Linked DNA regions of Mus musculus: region 2 is linked to region 1. Evidence: chromatin loops called from intact Hi-C (ENCODE). Cell type or tissue: left cerebral cortex. All regions are shown on one strand. Each heading gives the region's core, and the rest is flanking DNA. Links, peaks and the distances in the headings are about the cores only.

Region 1 (7,463 bases), core at 864-5,863:
GGCTTAGCGGCTTGCCCTGATGTCAGGGATATTTCCTCCTCTTGTACCAAGTGTTCAGCCAACACCAGATCCTGAGCAGGACCCCCTACAGAGAACCCTGTTCTGACAACTGCTCCCTTTGCCCTTTTACAAAACACAAACCTGAAAGTTGACCATCACCTACCCTGTTAGCAACCACAAACATTTTTCATTCCAACAAAGAAATAGCATTCTAAAACCTTAAAGACTTTTACATATGTAGCTAGATGTTGCGTTTTAAATACTCCCATCTCTTTTTCATCTTCTGGTGACTTTCTGTGTGCGTAATGTTACCTGCAGGTGGGGGGTGGGAGGAGACCAAGAAAAGAAAAAAGACTTTCCCCACACTTCCAGTGAACAGCCAGTAAAAGCTTAAAGAAAACACAGGGGAAATTCTATGTAAATTGCCTGCCTGTTCTTAGAATTTAGCCCAACATGATTCAATTTCACACTAAACACACTAAACACAGCAGAGATATAGGAGACAAAAGGGGAGAGATGAATTGTTCGATGTATGTTCTAAAACAAAATAACGTCATTCTTTTCAGAGCAGATTCTTGTCAACTTCTCCTCCTCTGCAGATAAATAAGAAGCATTTTAAAATAACTAGTCACCATAAATTTTGATGTTGCAAAGTAAAGCCCCCCAAATGGTCTGTGCTGCTTCAAGAATGAAAAGCTTCCAGTGCCTTTATTCTGGACACAGCGTTGCACCCTAGAAAACACATAAAGCTTTAAAGCCACACCAGGATCTGGACGCGATTCTATATTTTACTTTAGGAGACCCACTTTAAATGCTCTCTTGGAAATACAATGTCAAACAAGTAACCTTATAAATACATTTTAATAGTAAAAACTTGTTAGTGGACTATGTTTAGAGTCACTTGTGAAAATTATTGGAGTTTTAAGCTAGGGGCAAATTTAAAACACCAGTTTCATGGTGGGGTTTTTTTTTTCCGCTAAAACATAAATACAGTACGCATATTAAATACCTATAAAAAAAAGACAATGGGCTACCATAAAATGTAAATGAATGTTAAAATGTATTGTATTAAATGCTTCATTTTCGGATCCCAGGAATCATAATCAGAGATTGCAGAGCCCCTTTATTCAAGCCTAAAGAAAACTGAAGGAAGTTAAAAAAGAAAAAAAAAATTTTTTTTTTGAGACAGCTGTGCCCTCTGGAGGTGGCATTTGGGAATTAAATAAATCTGTCTTCAACCAGTAACAATGACTTTTCCAAAGAACTGGACATGTATTGGAAACGTACAGAAGGCTTAGAAGGTTTCATTTGTGGTCCTTTCTTTGTATTAAACCAACTTTCAGTGAGTACTCATTTAGAATTTCAATTTAGACCTGTTCACATGGGTGCCCAACATTCTGGGGAGGAATGTTCAGATCTGAAAGACAGTCATCAGGGACTTGGCTGGATGTTATAAAGAGAAAGAGCCGTGCTCCCAAATCCAGTGCCTCCCAGCCTGCCCTGCTGGACTACAGGGAGAAGCTGCCCAGTAGCTTCCTGCTCTCTACCCCACTTCCTGCTTCTCACCCAGCTTCCCACTTCCCATCCCACCTCCTGGCATTTCTAGAGAGAGCTTGACCAGCCAGGCCAGCAAATGAATCTGCATTGTCTTTTCAGAAGAATCCCTACCTCTTATCTTCAGTTTGTCTATACATATTTGCTTTTCAAGTAACAGCAGGTACATGTCTCCACCAGTAGACTACGTTATTCCAGTGGGAAGCATATGAGAAAATAAGTACACCTTTGTTGGAGTTTTTGAGATAGAAATTAATAAAGTTAGCTTTATGTATTTAGAATTTCAATAAGACAGGAGAGGGAAAACTGAAGGAGATAATTGTGGGAGGAGGATCGAAAGAAACAATCCCCCAGAATTGTCCTCACTTGATGCTAGAAAAGAACAAAGCACAGAGAGAGGGATGACATCTTAATTGTGCTTGCTGGGATGTGAGTGAATGCTGTTTGTGGCATCTTGAAATGAAGCAGAGAAAGGAAAAGAATTGAGTAATGCCAGTGTGCGGAGAGGGAGTGTAATTACTATCAGTCGGAGCGGAGGGGAGCAAGCCCAAATACCAGTGGGATGTGGCTCTTGCAGCTGTGTCTGCAGGTGGGACTGAGTAGGAGGAGGTTGTGAGGGAAGGAGGCAGTGTTCTTCTGGCTGCACCTGCATCTTGATTCTGATTCCCAAGGTTGGCCCAAAGGCATCTCCTCCTCCTCCTCCTCCTCCTCCTCCTCCTCCTCCTCCTCCTCCTCCTCCTCCTCCTCCTCTTCCTCCTCTTCCTCCTCCAGGAAACAAACTCCACTGAATAAATAGCAGAGTTACCAGCGTCCTACTACCAGGCTCTAGTTCCAGCTTAGGGAGGTAGCCTGAAGTATGGATTCTTAATTCAAGGTCACTAGCCCTTTGCACCTTTCTCTCAAAGTGCCTCTATCCTGGGCTCCTTAAAGAGGCCCAGAAGCAAAGACATTTCAAAGAAGACTACTTTGAGCCCATGGACATTACAGGTGACCTCCTGTTCCCACCAAGAGGACATGCTCAACTTCCCCAAATATGAAACCAAGCATTTAAGGAACATCGGTGGTCAGGACAGGGACGTAACAAGCTATGTCAGGCTGCCCTTCCTTGCCCAGATCACTTCATCTGTCTTCATCAGAAGCCTACTCATGAGTCTTCTGAGACTGCTGCACCTGTGTTCCAGCACCTCAGAGGGCACTGGCAGAGAGCCTCACTGCCCACCATCACACACTGCCTGGATCTTGGACCCAACCATTTCAGAATGACCAGTCCCCTAGGTAGGACAGAACCAAGGACACAGCTGTGTGATCTTGGATGGGTAATAAGATCTAGGATGCAGCCATGGGATACTAGTTACCTGCTGTGAGCCTTGGGCTTCTCGTTATGGAAACTGATGACACTAATATCAAAGCCAGAGCTACCAGTCATGATCATAGGCTCATCAGCTCGTTCATTCATTCATTCATTCATTCATTCTTCATTCAGCAAACAAGCCTATATATTCCAGGCTCTATGGAGGCACTGGAAGAACTCTACTCAAAGCTGCCCTCTAGGACCTCAGCTCCAGAAGACTTAACTGAAAGGATGACCTAGGCCTTTCATCTGTAAGACTTCCTAGCCCAGCTTCTAGCACATACAGTGCCTTTGGGAAACATTGCTGCTGCTTAAAATTAAAGGTTAGCATCCCCATCTGTTCTGTCTTCTTCTTGCAGATGAGAGATTGCCAAGTCCCAGAGCCAGGCAAAAACCTTGTTTGATGAACAAAGGATGCGACTGAAGCTCCTTAGAGGATGGAAGAGAGGAGGAGGGGGAAGGCTCTGTGCCCCAGTGAGACAAACAACCCTGGGACCGATCACCAGCCTGTGGCTACCTTCACAGAAACTCCTGGTTATCTGGAAGGTAGCCTTCCTTCAGGAAAGGACATCATATATTTGAGAGACTGACCAATCCCAAGAAAAAGGGAGCTTCTTTTAGCCAGAAGGTGTGGATCTGCTCAGGGGTCACCTTTCCCCCATGACTAACCTTCCCACTAACACCTTCTGTAGGCATCCTGGAGTTAGCCACTGTCACCCCATTTGAGGCAGTGTTTTCAGAGGCAATTAAAAAAAAAAACCTTTTCGTCAGAGTTCTCCATCAAAAATCTGATCTGAGATGGTCATTTACACTACTGCTTTGCAAACGGCAGCTCTTGGGCAAATGGAAATGTTCCTCTTGACTAGCTAAATTTTTGCAGTGTTCAGCTCCTCAAAATAAAGATGGGGTCTCTATCATTTTTCTACCTACTACAAACAAGACTTTTTTTAAAATGCATTTTAGAAAGATTCATTGGACTTCCATTGTTACAGAATAAATCATCACCAATTTTGTAGCTAAATCTGTTCATATTTATTATCTCATGGTGTGCATGCTGTAGGCACAGAACCCTGAACTCCTCTTGAGATGCACGACAGGCATCCTTCTCTGGAGGCTCTACTGTGAAGAGATGCTCTTCCAAGCTCCCTCTGGCCATGAGCAGAATTCCCTTCCTGTGGGCACAAGACAGAAGTCCTGCTGTTTTGCTATCTGTTGGTCAAGGATCACACACAGCTCCTGGAGGCCACTCTCTGGTTTACTATACTTCACAATAAGGCCCCTTTCTATTGGTCCTCTCATTCTTCCAAACTTGTCTAAAACTCTTCTGATTACATAATAGTCTTGCTGGTCAGTTCTCAGTCTCTAATGAGGAACAAAGCCATGGGCACAATAGCTTATCATATTCACAGGGAAAGGGATTATAGTCTGAGTTGCTGTAACAAAATGCTGTACACTGGGTGATTTCACAAATATTTCTTCCAGTTCCAGAGGCTGGAAAGCCAACGATTAAGGTGACAAGTGACGCAGGTCCCGCTGATGACCTCTCCTAGGTTGGCAGAGTCACACCCTCATTCCCATCCCTCATTCTCACAAGGCAGCAGGAAAGACCACCATCCACCCTTAACACAGTACCACTGAGGATTAGAGCTTGATCATTTACACTTTGGGAAATTAAGATGTCCATCCCATAGCAACAGAACATACAAGGGAGAGGGAGTCTTGCAAGTCACCTTAGATTTCTGTAGAATTTACTTGTAAAGAAAATAACAAGAACATTTAAAGCTCACATAATATACTCGCTGCGGACATGAGGTTTCTAGCTTACAAACTCATGTTGAAAGGCCACATGGATCCATGACTGGGAGAACCTCTCTCTCCCTATCAGCTCTTTAGACTTTAAAATGGCCCTGTTGCCCCTATTCACCTCTGTGCAAATGGGAATTTAAGTCATCATAGGGATTCAGAGAATTAAAGCCATTACCGAGTGCCCGGGGTACAGAAGGCCACTGTCATCACCCCGTGGAGCCTTTGATGTGGCACTGAGACAGCAATTAAAACGGAGAGGTCAGGAGAACATACCTGTGGCCAGAAAACAGCTCTGACCCCTTACCTTGGACTGCTCATCAGGACCTAGTTTCTGAATATCCATTTTCCATCCTTTCTGCAATTAAAATAACAAGATTTTCTCCAAGATCTTTATAATACTGGGAGATAAAATGGAGCACCCCAGTTAGGCTAGAGAGATGGCCCAACATGTAAAGTGCTGGCCATCCAAGAGCTAAGTTTGATCATGTTAAAAATCTGGGCGCAGTGGTACACGCCTGTAATCCCAATGCTACCCAGCTAGAAACAGAAGAGACTTCCTAGGACTTACTGGCAAGCCAGCCTACCAGAATTGACAATCTCGGAGTTCTATTAAGAAACTGTGTTTCAAAAAGTAAAGTGGAGTGTCACTGAGGGAGACTTCTGATGACAATTTCTAGCTTACACACACACATACACACACACACACACACAGAGATACATACACACACATGCACACACACACTCATGCCCACATGCATACACAGGTGCACACACATGTGTTCACACCACAATCAATGCACTATGCAAATGACAAGAGGAAAGGGATCAGGAAACCTACAGTCAGCTTAGACAAGCTGTTTCTCGTGGTATAGACAACATACCTAGCACAATGTGGGGATCCATGGGGCTTACAGATGCCCATGAAGCACAGCATCTGGACTTAAGCATATACTGTCAAATTAGTAAGACAGTGCTTTCACCCAGTGGACAGTTTAAACCTCTGACAGGACTGTGTCACAAGAGTCCTGTGTTCAAGAGTCCTACTCATAAACTCCTACCCAGAGCCTGGGAGCTTGCGGCCTCATGAGGTGGTCCAGTCAGGCAATTGGAGCCGCTGATTCTGCTAAGGTACCACGCTTCGGGTGCTCGGCCTAAGGTGTTTGCCAAAACAGACCAACATGCAATGGTATGAAGAGGGCCAGAGATAGACAGTCAGAAGCACCAATGGCTCCATTCTCTTCTGCTGGTCAAAGGAAAAATCAGGTCAGATGGTCCTAAGAGGGCCTGTTGGCATAGAAAGGAATAAGATCTGTTGCTGTCACAGACTGCTGAGTTGCTCAAGGCTGAAAGCAACAGACAGGCTGTTCTACAGTTCTAGGGGGCAGAGTTTTACATCAGTTCGCCTGGGCACCAACAAGGTTTCAATGGGGCCATGCAATTTCCATGAACTTGAAAGCAGATCCATTTTTTTTTCTTGCCCTTTCAAACAGCTAAAGAAAACCTGCATCCCTTGGCTCATGGATTCGTGGAGCTCAACCTCTACAGGCACTATCAGGGCTGTTTCTCTGACTTTACACCTCTCTCTTTAAAAATGCTATTTGTGATTGTACTGGGCCCCATCTTGACATCCTAGGGCACTTTTTTTCCCCCACTAAGTTCTACCAATGGCCCTTTTGCCAGTAAGATAAATTCCTAGTGTAAGGGATTAGAATATGAGCATTTCAAGGATCCATTTTTCTTCCTAACAGGAGTGTCTATCTGAGTTAGATACCAGTGAGCAACCCACCCTCCACTGAAAGCCCACTTACTCTACCAACATGTTAAAGATTAGAACTATCTGCATCAACATAGCTTTGTTTATGTTTTCATAAGAAAAAAGATGCTGGGCTGTAGAAATGGTCATCATCAGAAGGAGCTCCTAAATGCCAGTGGTCAGGTACCATTTAATAACATGAGAACAGAACCTATATTTCAATGGTATTCGTACTTCTTTTTTAACCATAGTGTTTGCAAACAGCTGTGATTATTGCTAACACCTATATTCCCCTGACCCACTTTCTAACTAGTCTCTAAATTGACTTGATTCCTCCTATTTTTATTGACAGTTCAGTGACAGGTACAAATTATTCCACTGTTTCCTATGGCAACCAAAGCACCTCGAAAGAAAAAAAAATAAAGATTAAAATGAGAGGAGGAAGGGTTAGGAGGAGAGAAGAAAGAGGAAGAAGAAGAGGAGAAAGAGGAGGAAGGGGAAGGAGGACGTTGGCATCAATAAGTCATTGTACAAGTGAAGTTGAGTGCTAACTGGGTAGGTTTTTAGGAAAGACCCATTTTCAATAAGGACCCTTCAGTCAGCCAGTCAGGAAGGAAGCCTCCTGTGAGAAGTGAGAAGCCCCGTCTCTTGCAGGAAGCAAGGGTTCAAAGTTTTCAGAACCTTCTCCTCGCCCTTCTTCACGCATCTCTCCGATTTGGATCATCTCCTTTGTTTTTCGTCTCCTCCTGCTCTTCCCCGTTCTGAACACATTAGTTACTATGGAAACATTGGTGTGAATGTCAGAAGGCTCAGCTCAGAAATGCTTCATAAAGTCAATTTATAGAATGGTCTGACATTTATATCATGTTTGGGAAATTGAAAGAATTTGTGAGTTTCGTGACTATGGACGGGGGTGAGTGGTAAACATTGTAATATATCTGGTTTTTAAATTTTTGTTTTCTATGCTCTGGGAAAACATCCAGTTTTGTGTTTTAGAGG
Region 2 (7,463 bases), core at 1,158-6,157, 360 kb after region 1:
TCTTCCAAAGAGAATGGTACACTATACTCGTGTGTTAAACTGCAAAGGTCTAAGCTTATACGCACCTCCGACATCTTGACAAAGTAACGACAAACATGGGGCTTGCTTCCCTGAGACAATCAAGACACACACACCCAGTGTGTGTGTGATGTATGTAGGTCAGAAGGAAGACTTGGTTGTCGGTCCTTGCCTTCTACCTTGTTTGAGATAGGACCATTGTTTTCCCCACATAAAAACAACAGACTAGCTGGCCCACGAGCCTTCAGCGCTCCTCCCAGCTCACCCTCCCTGCTCCACATAGGAACTCTGGCATTACAAACTCTCATGCCTGGCCTTTCCATACGTTCTGGGGATTGGAACCCAGATCGTATGCTTAGCAAGCGCTTTTACCTACCGAGCCCTTCCCCACGCCCACCCCCAGGCCCACATCATTGCCTACTTTAATCACTATTGCTGATTGACATTAGTAAGCTGGAATGTGCTTCCCTCGATATCCGCTATACACAGTGATGGGTCCCACAGAGACATTTCAGACAAGTACCCCATGCACTGTGACCACGCTCACACTTTCTCCTCCCCTCTTACTGCTCTCACTCCTTCGCCCAGTCTCCCCTCTGCTCCCGTAGCCTGCATGCATGCATACGTCAATGTGTCTACAGAAAAGCTGGAATTTAAGAATGGGAGACGCGTGCACTGGTTGTCTATCTGAGTCTGATTCATTTTCTTATGATCTTTGCCATTTTCCTAAAGAACAACATGAGTCATTCTTTTTATGGCTGAGTGAAACTTCATCATGGATGTATTCTGTTTTCTTCACCCATTGTCTGTTGATGGACACCTAGGCAGGTTCAAAACTTAACTATTGTGAATATGGCTAAAAACATAGGCATGTAAGCATCCCTTAATGTCTGCCTGCTACAAGCCCAGAACTTGGTGATACAGTAACAATGTGTTTTTGTTTCTGGGGACTTTTGACCCTAATTTTCACCATGCAAAGAAACGGGAACTAATTCTATTTCCACCAGCAGTGTGTAAGCGCTCCTGTTGCCTGCATCCTCACCAGCACTTGTTGTTATTTGTTTTCTTGTGACTGGAATGAGGCGGGATCTCAGCACTGCTTTAGGTGGCTTGCCTAAGTGGCTAAGAATAGTGAACATTTTTCATATGATTATTGGCTACTTTCAATTTCTCATTTGAGAATTGTCTGTCCATTTCTAGAGGCATGGGCATTTGTGAGCCACCTGGTGTGGGTGCTGGGAACCAAGCCAGAGTCCTCTGCAAGAGGCAGTAAGTGTTCTTAGCCACTGCACTCTTTCTCCAGCCCCAAACTTAAGCCCTTTATATAATCTAAACATTAAGCCTCTGTCAGTGCCATGACTAGCCAGGACTTCTCTCCTTCTATAAACCGCCTCTTCACCAGATTGCATCTTTGACTGTACACAGTTCTGTAATGTCATGCAATCACATTTGTCAAATCTTTCTTTGGCCTGAGCTATCCCAGTCCTTTCCACAAAGTTTTCTTCAAATACAGCCTGTGCCTAGATATTGAGGCGCCCTCCCCCAAAGAAAATTCAAAGTTTCAGGTGCCATATTAAGATCTTTGACTTATTTTGAATTGATTTTTTACAGCAAGGTTTAAGACTCTGGTCTCATTTTTCTTCATATGGACCCCTGGTCCTGCCCACACAATTTGCTTGCAAAGGCTGTATTCTCTCCAGCGTATGTGTTAGGCATCTTTGTCAAAGATCCTGCGGCTAATATTCACTCCATTCCTTTGAGATGGAACTGCTACTGTCTTGAGGAACTGAGATGCAGAAAGACCAGAGCATTTTAACTCAGAGCAAACAGACCCAGACATTAATGCCAAAGACAGCTTCATCTTGAGGGGACAAGATGAGAAAAGGGATCGCGTCTAAAAGACGTTCATGTGACATAAACACATGAGGAAATCAACAGGGGCTGGGAGAGAGGTGAGGCACTGAGACTCGTACAACCTTTGTGTGCAAGAAAACCTGAAGAAAACTCACTGACTCAAGCAAGAACTGGCATCTTATCTCCATGAGTGGCTCTCAACCCGATTCCACTCCAGGCTGTTTGTTTGTTAATTAGTTTGTTTGTTTGTTTGTTTGTTTGTTTGTTTGTTTGTTTGTTTGAGACAGTGTGTCTCTATGTAGCCCTTGCTGTCCTAGAACTCACTCTGTAGACCAGGTTGGTCCCAAACTCATTAGAGATCCGCCTGCCTCTGCTTCTAGAGTGCTGGGATTAAAGTTGTTGGCAGTCGCTGCCCAGCTTCTAGGTTGCTTTTTAAAAGAGTAGTTTGTACAGAATAGAATGCTCTCTAAAATGACCACTAGCCAAGCTACCCAAGGCTGCCTAGCTTCAACAAGTGAGGTTTTTCTGGTATACCTGTCTAATCCTTTGTGCTTCCAGAGAAGGGCTCTCAGGTGATTATGATACATGTGACTAATTAAGAGTGCCAGCCATCATGAGCAGGAAGGAGGAGAGAGAAAGAAGAGAGCTGAGGGGCTGGAGGCTGGAGGACAAAGGTAAAGGTCAGATGAAAGAAAAGGAAACACAAACTCAGAAATAACGGACTTAGCATCCCTTGCTTACCCACACAGAAAGAGTACACTTTCCGTGGGGGGGGGGGGGAAGTGGAGCCGGCGGGGTGCAGAAAGACTGTGTTGCATGACAGATTGTTATTGCTCTAAATTATACCACACAAAACCAAGAGCAAATTCTCTCTAAAAGCATTATTACAAGCAGATTTTATATTTTTATTTTGCTCCCAGTCTGTGTAACACAAAGAAGCAATGTGTAATTAGAATCTACATAAGAATAGAGACGGTGTGAACAAATCACTAACTTTGGAAATAAGATTTTATAGACAATGTAAGTAACATTAGCATTTGCAACTATAGAAACAGATTTTAATGAAGTAATGGCTTAGGAGGAGGCTTCACAGAGACAAAAGATGGCCAAACCAGCAAGCCAGAAAATTTACATGAGCCCACAGCACCACCTAGTGGTCATAGAGAGGAAGCAGCGGGCAAACTTTCCTGAACCAATTCTCCAAATAACTAATTTACATAAATGTTATTATATATGTGCCTTTAAAAAGCACGAGAGCTACAAGTCAAATATAAGGAGCTAATGTCTTCCTATGTTCATGCAACATACGATAAAACTGTCACTAAATAGTAATACTGAAAACAAATAATGGTTTGGGCTAAACCAAAATATTTGAAAACAAACACTAAATAGCATAACCCTCGTTCTGTACTAATTTTCTAAAACCAGCGAAGCCTTACTCTTAGCACAGGTTTCCAAAATCTCCAAAATTGAACTCCTAGTCCTAAAACATCCTCACAGCAGCAGTCGTATGTGAGATAAATGCTATTTCTCCTCCAATTTCAAAAGACAGAATAACAAAGAAGTGACAAAAACTGTTCTCAAGGGAGTCCACAACCATCCATCGAAGGTGCACGCCCATCCGCCTAAAGTCCACCACGTCCATCTACAAGATCACGCCCATTGAGCTAAAGTCCATTCCATCCATCTAAAAATCACTCTCAAGAATGAGTCACATCGCACCCGTGTTTAACTTGGTGCCTGTTAACTCACACAGAACTTGACAGCAGACAGACATTCAAAAGAAAAGAAAAGCTCATTGTATTGAATTAACAAAAAAAAATCACAAAATAATGCAATCCAGACTATATAACTCCAGTAATTGTTTTGATAAATTCTACTTCATGTGCTTAATAAAAGTAAATGAAAGTCGTTGGCTAATGTTAATAATGTTATATATTAGTTCAGTCTCTCTCTTCTTAAATGTCTCGAGCTGGCTGCGAGCTTGCTGTGGGGCCTGCGATGACCAGGAACTGATCTTTCGGCCTCCACCTCCAAAGCGCTGAGATTAAAGGCCTGTGGTACCACACCTAGTCTGTGCGGCTGAAGGGACAAAGCAGGGACTTCATCGGTGCTGGACAAACTCTCGACTAACTGCACACATCTCCAGCACTCCCTCACTTGGCTTCTTTTCACAAAAAAAAAAAAACATGCTTCACAAACGAGAAGCTTGAAACTGTATTTGGCCTTTGTAAAGTTGTTCTGTGGGTTAGCAGCAGAGCTAGAATTGTAAACTTATATAGGCTTGACTTCAAAGTCTCTGTGTGCAAAATGCCCTAAAGATAATCAAAGATAGGAATGAATTGTGGCCCAACATCAAAGGGGGCCTAAAAGAGCGATATTTAAAATATAAACTAGCTGGAGCTGATTTCTTGTTAGGAAATGAAATCCCAAGAGGTATTCCCATTTAGGCCGAGTCCGGGACTTGGGGATGGGAGATGAGGCTCGTTCTAATAAATGCTGAAAGATTTGCAGTTGAAGAGACATCTCCATTGTCTCTTGTTTCCACAATGACCTGGGGAGAATATACACAGAATCTCTAGACCTGCAACCTTCAAATTCTGTGTCCTGCTGCTTTGTCCCCAACGCTGGCTCTCGGAGGAGACAGCCTCCTCCAGTGTCTGATTCTGCTTCAGCTCTCTACCTTGAGCACAGTTTCACTGTGACAAAGGCACACAGAGGGAACTGTTTTTTCTCTTCCCGTGTGTTTGACATAGCTTTAGAAGACAATTCATAAAGGGAGAATATCATGAATAAATTAAGTATAGATAAGACATGAAAATACTAAATATCTGGTGTTTGGTGCTTATAAGTAAGATTATTTGGGTCCTGAGAGCGACAGTGGTAAGGGTTACTATAGTCACGGGAGCGCTTAGGTCGTGTGGCGTGGGGGCAGCACCTGGGAGGGCACGGTACCTTAACCTCTGAGATGAACGGCGCGGGCTTCAGGGTCACAGAGCAGTGAGTCCGGGCCAGCAGGATGGGTGGGGGAGGAATTCTGCTCTTCTTTATTTTTGAGCTCCCCAAGAACTTCTGATAGGAATATAGGGCATTTTGTTCTGCTTCGACCTTCTCAATTAAGGCATTCGCTTCCTGTAACGAAGTGTGAAAATAGAAAAATACATTTCAGGAGCTTGAGCCTTTTCTATATTTGCAGAATTCTCTTGTGGTAAACGCTCTCTTTCTATATACCGTTTCTTGAATCCCAGAGGCATACATACACATGTCACTATGGATCATGGGCTGGTGTTTGTAGGACTATTAAAAAAAAGACTACTAAATGAACGTCTTCGATGGAAACAGACGCGTATGTCTAAATGCAATGGCCATATATTATTAATGGGGGGCATTTTGTCTTTAAATCCACAAAATATCTACCATCAGACTTTATTGTGCTTTGAAAATTCATAACACAGATACCTGCATTTGCACTGATAAGCCACAATCCTATTCTTAGTACAACTTGCAATGTGACTCTCAAGAAATAAAGACTATTGATACATGTGGTTCATCAAAGGAGTGTCCTTGGGAGTTTATATCATCAAGATGTCAATTCTGTGATTCTGATACAGAGACAATACCAAACTATCAGTGCTAAACCATATTTAAAGTCAGATGAGCTGCATCAGCAGAGATGTGTAACTTCCTCGCAATACTAATAACACTAGTTAAAATAATAATAGTAATATTTTAGTCTCGATAATCATAGGCAGAACAGACATATGTCTTTATTTTTATAAGATATTTAAACAGGGTAGAGAGAGGGGTTTGGCAGTTCATTCTTCCAGAGGACCCACATTTCTTCCCAACCCCCATGTATTGGTTCACAACCTCTTGTAATCCCAGCTCCAGGGGATCCAATGGCCTCTCTGGCCACTGTGTGTACCAAGCATACACTGGGTGCTCATATTTACATCCAGGAAAACACTCATACACTTAAAATAAAAGTCATAACTATTTTTAAAGGTATTTGAGCATCTTAAATATCCACGACTAATTTTCAGAAACCCAATAAACTAGGAAAAAATCGTTAGCATCCTTAAAATAGTAAGTTCAGTTAATAGACCGAGTATTAGCATAGCACTCTTGGTGCTCACAATGAACCACTAAGGAAGTTTCCAGGGGAGCCCAAAAGGAGATGGAGGGCTACCATTCCCTTGCTTTTAGAAGCTCTGCCCTGTTGACAAATGCGAAAGAGAATCTCCTGCGACCAATGCCTGTTTACCAAATCCCAGGCATTCCCATTCTGCTCCAGTAAGCTTGTGTTGTTTCTCTCACAGGGGGCATGTAGGGTTTGAAAGAATCACATCTGGAGCTCACTGGATTTCAAGCCCGCTAAATAAATGCCTGGACATGGAGTGATGTTTTTATCAACTTCTGTTCCTGACTCTGAAAACATCCTCTAAGACCTATTGAAGGGCAAACTTCTCTGCAGGAATTTTTGTAATGGCTGTGAACATGTCTTCTGTCTGAATCTTCTGTAGATACTATACCTACCCCTCTATTTACCCTAAACCTCTAAGACCATTCACTTCTGTGCATTCCTCCCTTCCCAGAAGCATCACATCTTGTCAGCTGGTTCCAGACCTCCTGGAGCATCATCTCCACTGACATCTCTGACAGCCCTGGGTTCTGAGCACCCCTTCCTACTCGTCTTCGCTAATCTCATTTCAGTGGGTATCGTGTCGTATGTTATCTGCAGACCCAGATGGCCATCCCTTGTTCTGAATGCCCTGGTGATGGGAACAATACTTGGTTTATGTCTTTGGATTCAGTCGTTGTATTCTAAATGAAAGTCACACAGGGCTGTGATGGCGAAGAAGCGCGTTTACTACAATGCACTTTAAACGGATGCGTTCAAAGCACTCTGACTGGGTCTTGGCCAACTTTAAGAGGAGATTTCTGGCTCAGATTATGTGGCCCAATTTAAACCATGTTAACAGGAATGTCAACGTTTGTATCAAAAAGTAGTGAAAGAAACGTGCAAAAACCTAAGGCCTAGATTTGGGTTAAATAAATTCCATAACAGAACTCAAGGCAAACTCTAATGCCTGTTAGAAATAAAGCCTCAACTCGGGAAGGCTCCTCTTGCAGCTGCTGGGAGAGTTCATTCAGGAGAAAGTGCCTAGGGATGGTTTAAGGTCTTCAACCACACAGGAGGAGAAAGTATCTGAGGGGGAAGGAAGGTGGAGAACTCAAGAGGGAAAAAGTCACAGAACCCGCTGGGCTCAGTTTTAAAGGGGTGTTTCTAGAACAATGTTTTAGCAAACCAAGGTCTCACAACTGCAAAATCTGGACAACCATTCCAAGTCTTAGTTCAATACTTGCGTTCCCAGACAAGTCACGTGATGAAAAGAGCTAACCAACCTCCCTTTCCCGACAGCCCTTGGAAATTAGAAGGGCTTACCGAACCTAAAGGGAGGAATGACCCTTTTACTGACTGAAGACAGAGGTTAGCCAGGACCCTCAATGCGAGGGGACTTCCTCAGCGGTGCAGCAAGGCAGCAACCGTGCTTCCCATGGCCATCTGAGTGGTAGTGCGCGGCGTGAAC

The links. Peaks named below come from ENCODE experiments on the same cell type or tissue, not always from the same donor. Only the 100,000 strongest peaks of a DNase experiment are listed, where the experiment ranks them.
Region 2: a loop joins it to region 1, with 4 times the contacts of the local background. A loop is called at or near these places in 7 of 42 quality-filtered maps.

The regions. Positions count from the first base shown.
Region 1 is chr10:92,651,397-92,658,859 of GRCm38, forward strand. Gm31822 (a long non-coding RNA gene) reads left to right here. Exons shown (of 3, transcript XR_380678.2): 3 at 3,265-3,458. Among named protein-coding and RNA genes, the nearest start is that of Gm31822, 11 kb to the left of the region's middle. In left cerebral cortex, for the core only: a CTCF peak has its summit at 1,194 (motif pointing left); DNase peaks (open chromatin) are centred at 1,212, 1,447 and 3,288.
Region 2 is chr10:93,011,608-93,019,070 of GRCm38, forward strand. Cfap54 (cilia and flagella associated protein 54) reads right to left here. Exons shown (of 68, transcript NM_001347060.2): 20 at 4,828-5,004. Among named protein-coding and RNA genes, the nearest start is that of Gm40739, 59 kb to the right of the region's middle. In left cerebral cortex, for the core only: a CTCF peak has its summit at 3,036 (motif pointing left); DNase peaks (open chromatin) are centred at 1,273 and 3,011.